2 separate regions of the Mus musculus genome follow, and region 1 is linked to region 2. The links are chromatin loops, found by intact Hi-C in ENCODE. Cell type or tissue: heart. All regions are shown on one strand. Links, peaks and the distances in the headings refer to the core of each region. The heading gives the core; the rest is flanking DNA. Region 1 holds the start of Lrpap1 (low density lipoprotein receptor-related protein associated protein 1). Region 2 has its middle 12 kb from the start of Tnip2.

Region 1 (2,897 bases), core at 228-2,727, 580 kb after region 2:
ACTCAACCTATGTCCTCAAGGCCTAGGCTCCTTGGAAGTAGAGGGAGTAGACACAGGACATCCTGTAAGGGAAGCCACTGGAAGAACGAATGTCCCCCTCCGTTCAACAGAAAAAGTGAACGCAAATCCCCTGCAGAACTTTAGGGCTGGAGGGCTGGAATGACGTGCAGCCCAAGGCTTAGACAGGATGACGAGAGCAGCCGTCCGCACAGTGACATCAGACTGTGGACAACCAGCAGAAATATAATCTGATGCTGCCACTGATCAGTGGCCATGGTGGAGGTCCAGGAGACCACCAAGGCACAGAGTGAGGATGAAAGTCACCTGGATGTGCATGTGGAGGACTGGGGGCCACCTTCTGAGTGAAAGAGACCCCAGGATCTACGGACAGCAGACCACATTTCCCCAACAGTCTTCGACGGTACCTGCTAATGTCTTCGTGGCCCCATCCTCATCTTACTGGGTAATCCCAGGTGAAGCACACTCATCCCGTGGGCACACCCCTGGAGATGGCGGTCAGGGACAGCCAGCCTTTTACCCTAGATGGTTCCCACTGCTCCCATGCTCTTCACACAGCCACTCCCAGCTCTGCTCCCGGACCCTTCCCCCAGAAAGCTGAACTGCTTTTCCAGGCCACAGGGCTGTCCTAAACCTTTGCAGGCTGGACACTTGTCCCCCTCTTGCAGCAGTCTCTCAAAGACACTGGCTGGCCACTAAGCTGTCTGTGAGGCACCACTCCCCTTCCCCAGAAGCCAACCTCCCAACTACCTCTCCATCCAAAGTCTCCAGGGCCAAAGTTCTACACGGTTTTATTTTAAAAAATCACTTAGTTTGCAAATTATTTACTCTCCCCTCAAACTCAGGAATGTTTAAGCTGGAGGGCTAAAGGGCAACCCTCTGCAAGCTCTAGAGGAAGATAGTGTGGCTCTGAAAGAATACTTAAACAAAAGCCCAAGTCCTAGCCTAGGACTGTAATCTGGGAGGGGACCCAAGTTCCAGGCCAGCCCTCAGGCTCTGGATATCTCCATTTCAAAAGGAAGAGAGATTAGCATAGCTACTAAATCTAACTTCAGCATTCCCCAGACAGGGTGTAGTGTTTACCTATACTAAGGAATTCCAATCCCCTAAGGAACTGCTTTACCCAAATTAACCAGCTCCATTAGCAACTGGGGCTTCTGCAATCTCCATACAGTCTTATCTCAGGGCACCGTTTTTTTTTTTCTTTCATTGGAGTAAATACAGATAAAGAAAAGACTTCCAAGTCTGGCCCCATGTAGAAAGTGCCCCCCCTCCCCTCTACCTCCATCTGAATTGGCTCTTTGGAAAATTAGCTTTTTGGGCAGAGGTGTCCACAGCTAGGAAGGGTGGGTGTCACTCATTCTTTAGGGTCCCTAATTGCACTAAAGGCAACCACAGGCCCTTGACACCAGCACCAAGTTCCTTTAGGGCCTATGGGTCTCTTATTACAAGTGAGGTCAAGATGGCCCACCTGACATTTAAAGGGGGGCTGTACAAAGGGTAGGCCGTTCCCCGTCCCAGAGGTTATGTTGGCCTCTCAATCAGGGCCCTGCTCTCCTTCGCTCACACGCAGCACCTCGCCCCCATCCCCGCGCGTCTCCCTGGCCCCGCTCACCCGCTTGGCCTTCTCCCATAGCTGGTTCAGCTTCTCCATGCGGAACTCCTCCCCGGACTCGCGCTTGGCGGCCATCTCCGGCTCGTTCTTCTCTCGCGAGTACTTGCCGCCATGGCCTGCTATGGGCTGGGGCACAAGCATCAGCGGCAGCAACAACAGCACTAGCAGTTGGAGCCGGGGCAGCGTAGAGACCCTCTCTCTTCGAGGCGCCATCTTCCTCTGAAGCGCTAGCAGACTGACAGGACTGGGTCTTGTAGGACCGCCCATCTGTAGCCCCGCCCATCAACCGGTCTCCGCGAGGCCCCGCCTCCCTTCTCAATCCGATCCCGCCCACCCCAGGCCCCGCCCATATGACTGCCCACTTTTCGGTCTCTGGCTCCGCCCTGCCCAACACCAGCAAAGAGCAATTATCCCAAGGTATTTTCACGCTGGGGCTGCAAAATTCAGAGCTCACTAGCGGGGCTGTAAGGAGAAGCAGCTGGGAAAGCGCACTTATGCACCGCCCCACTCCTCGTAATCACACAAGAAGTGCGGCGGAAGATGATTTTGCCATTAAACCCGGGAGCAGCTATCTCAGCTCCGTCTTTGGGACACATCCCAGACACTTCCCCTCCGGGGTTTCTGTTTGGAAGGCTTTGTGCACTTGCCTAGTCTCTGCACCTGCAGCCCTGGAGAAAATCCAATGGACATAGTGAGGCCCAGCAAGCCTGTTGGGGACATGGCCTGGCCTGGTGACAACCTGGTGCTCGAGGAACCCAGGAGTCTGGTACAGGCACCAGCAGTTTGGGCCCAGGAGGGACAGGCAGAAGAGTCGTCTGGTAAGGATGACCAGTGTCTTAGTCAGGGTTTCTATTCCTGCACAAACATCATGATCAAGAAGCAAGTTAGGGAGGAAAGGGTTTATTCGGCTTACACTTCCATGCTGCTGTTCATCACCAAGGAAGTCAGGACTGGAACTCAAGCAGGTCAGGAAGCAGGAGCCGAGCAGAGGCCATGGAGGGATGTTCCTTACTGGCTTGCTTCCCCTGGCTTGCTCAGCCTGCTCTCTTATAGAACCAAGACTGCCAGCCCAGAGATGGTACCAATCACAAGGGGACCTCCCCACTTGATCACTAATTGAGAAAATGCCTTACAGTTGGATCTTGTGGAGGCATTTCCCCAACTGAAGCTCCTTTCTCTGTGATAACTCCAGCTGTGTCAAGTTGACACAAAACTAACCAGTACAACCAGAAAGGGTCTCCAATAGGGAGATACATGGAGGACA
Region 2 (2,897 bases), core at 230-2,729:
GGTGCTGATGGGGCCAATCAACAGTGGACAGAGGAGGGGCTGAAAGTATAGGATTCTGGGCCAAACAGCCTAGTGCTGTGCACCTGGCACTCTCCACAGGAGAAGATGGAGCAGCCTGGGCAGGCAGAGGATCATAGACAACTTAGGTACACAGAGGTGATACCTGGGCAGCCAGAGGTGGGAACATGATGGGTACCCCAGAGGGATGGCATCTCCACCAGTCAGCACCTGTCTCCTCAGCCTCTGGGATCCATGAGAGCTAAACTGTGGACAGGTGGTGTTGCCCTGGGGGCAGAGACAGGAATGATGAGTGTGTCAACCCTGAGGGCTGAAGGGCTAGGATTCTGGGCTCCCTGCTCCTCTCCTCACTGCCTTCACCTGCGGAGGGGGAGGGGGAGAGGAGGGAGGGGGAGGAGAGGGGGAGGGGAGAGAGGGGAGGGAAGAGGGGGAAGAGGGGAGGGGGGAGAGAGGGGGAAGAGGGGAGGGGGGAGAGAGGGGAATGGGGAAGAGAGGGGAGTGGGGGAGAGAGGGAGTGGGGGAGAGAGGGAGTGGGGGAGAGGGGAGGGGAGGGAGGGAGGGGGAAGAGAGGGAGAGGGGGAGAGGGGAAGGAAGTGGGGGAGGGGGAAGAGAGGGAGAGGGGGAGGGGGAAAGGGGAGGGGTAGAGAAGAGAAGAGAAAAGAGAAAAGAAAAGAAAGGGAAAGGAAAGGAAAGAAAAGAAGAAGAGAAGAGAGAAGAGAAGAGAAGAGAAGAGAAGAGAAGAGAAGAGAAGAGAAAAGAAAAGAAAAGAAAAGAAAAGGCTGGGCATGGTGGTGCACGCCTTTAATCCCAGCACTTGGGAGGCAGAGGCAGGCAGATTTCAGAGTTCGAGGCCAGCCTGGTCTACAAAGTGAGTTCCAGGATAGCCAGAGCTATACAGAGAAACCCTGTCTCGAAAAAACAAAAAAAAAAGAAAGAAAGAAAGAAAAAAAGAAAAAGAAAAGGAGAAAAGAAAAGAAAAGAAGAGAAGAGAAGAAAAGAGAAAAGAAAAGAGAAAAGAAAAGAAAAAGAAGAAAAAGAAAGAAAAAGAAAAAGAAAGAAAAAGAAAGAGAAAGAAAAAAGAAAAAGAAAAAGAAAGAGAAAAAGAAAAAGAAAAAAAGAAAAAGAAAAGGTGTGTTAAGCTGCCAGAGCTGGAGAGGGAACGGGTGGAGAAGGCGGGCCAGGGGTGGGGCGGAGTGGCAGTGCGAGGGTGGGGATCAGAACCTGGGAGGCGGGGCCAGATTGGAGGCGGGGCCTGCATCGGGGTGCCTGGCTGCGGGCCTCACTGGCCGCAAAGCGGAGCAACAGAGCAGGGATCCGCCTCCCGGACGCAGGGTCCCTGGGCTGGGAACCGGCGGGTAAGGCACTGCATGGGTTTCGGGACGGGTCGTGGACATGCGCGGCACAGTGGTGTCTCAGAGACCTGCCTGGGTCCCTTGAACCTGTGTCCCGCTGTGAGGTGGGAGTGGTGTTCTCAGGGCGGACGGCGGCGGCAGTCTGGGCTCAGGGCTGGGCGTTCAGTCTAGGAGATAGGGCTGGTTTGGCGAGTGTTCTGTGTCCCTCCGGTCCCTCCGGCTCCTCCGGCACACGTTGCTAGGCCTAGGTTACAGGGCACATCTAGCGGGGTTTCCAAAGACTCGGGAGATAAATTTGCTTACATTCCCTCCAAAGGTTTCTTCCTTCAGAGGCTCATGAAGTTTAAGAGAAAAGCCACCTGTTAGTGCTGATTCACACTGACGCGTGAATGACTGAGTGGGTGTAGGGAGTTTGGAGACTTGAGGAGGAGTGAGTCTCTGAGAAGATACAAGAGTGTTCAGAGAGCGGACATGCGGGTTTCCACCTCCACCCTTCTGTGGCTCTGGGCCTTGGCTGTTAACAGATTGAGTCCTGCTGGAGCCAACTCCCTCTGCCACCTCCCATGACCCTGCGCAGCTCCTGTTATCTTTCTGCCTTTCTGTTTGTCCATTCTTTGACACTGGTAGTTCTGTGCCTTTTGTCAGGTTACTCCATAAGAGCTCTAGAGAAGCCACCCCCCGCTGGGCACAGCGTGGGACTTCGGGATTACTACATGTGACTATTAAGGATGCTACATCCCACCTGAAGGGGCTCTGAATATCACCTGCTGGATCAATGGTGAAACACAGAATGGGTTCAGGAGCTAGGCGCTGGGCTGGGAGCAAGAATACAGACTCAGGTCAACCCTGTGATCTAGGTGCGTGTTGTACTCACTGGCTTCGGTCCCTCTAGACCACAGCGTTCTTTTCCTGGTAGGGAAGCCCAGCCTTGGGCCCCAGATTTAGCTCTCCACTCCTGGGGCATGAGAGGGCTCCAAGGAGATGTCAACCTCAGGTCTGTCCACCTCCTTTCCCATGCCCCTTCTGGTAGGAGAGGAAAGGGAGACTAGCCTTTGGGGGGAGGCTGGGCTGGGAGAGACAGAAGGGAAGAGGGTAGACTCCAGGACTGCCTTTGCCCTTCCTTTTCACATGGACAGAGGAAGTGGGGTGCTGAGTCAGCCCCCAGTATCCTTTTGTCCACATATGGATGCATGTGCATATGTAGGCCTACAGAAATTCAAAAGGTCCAGAGAGTCAAAACGCCCTGCTTTAGTCATAGAAGGGCAGATGGAAGGGCACAAACACAGGCTGGAGGCTTGGGTTCAAATTCAACTACATGCTGTGCATCAGGCGTTCCCTCCCGCTGAACCTCCATTACATCTGTAACATGAGGAGTGGCAAACACTTTCTACCCAGGGGTGGTTATGAGTGCCCACAGTCTGCTAGTGGTGAGTAGATGAGACTCCGATGCTGGGGTGTTTCCCTGTGTGTGCTGCTCAGACAGGGACAACAGGCCATTTTGTCTTGTGGTTGAGGTGGGCAAGGCCA

The links. Peaks named below come from ENCODE experiments on the same cell type or tissue, not always from the same donor. Only the 100,000 strongest peaks of a DNase experiment are listed, where the experiment ranks them.
Region 1: it touches region 2 in a loop (3-fold over the local background); 1 of 42 quality-filtered maps calls a loop at or near these places.

Annotation. Positions count from the first base shown.
Region 1 is chr5:35,103,846-35,106,742 of GRCm38, forward strand. Lrpap1 (low density lipoprotein receptor-related protein associated protein 1) reads right to left here and starts at 1,854. Exons shown (of 8, transcript NM_013587.3): 1 at 1,634-1,854. The coding sequence starts at 1,846. In heart, for the core only: no CTCF peak of the experiment used is centred there; a DNase peak (open chromatin) is centred at 1,786; H3K4me3 peaks cover 2,242 bases; H3K27ac peaks cover 1,719 bases.
Region 2 is chr5:34,524,529-34,527,425 of GRCm38, forward strand. It overlaps a transcript of Sh3bp2 not described here. Among named protein-coding and RNA genes, the nearest start is that of Tnip2, 12 kb to the left of the region's middle. In heart, for the core only: a CTCF peak has its summit at 1,306; DNase peaks (open chromatin) are centred at 1,323 and 2,053; H3K4me3 peaks cover 1,162 bases; H3K27ac peaks cover 705 bases.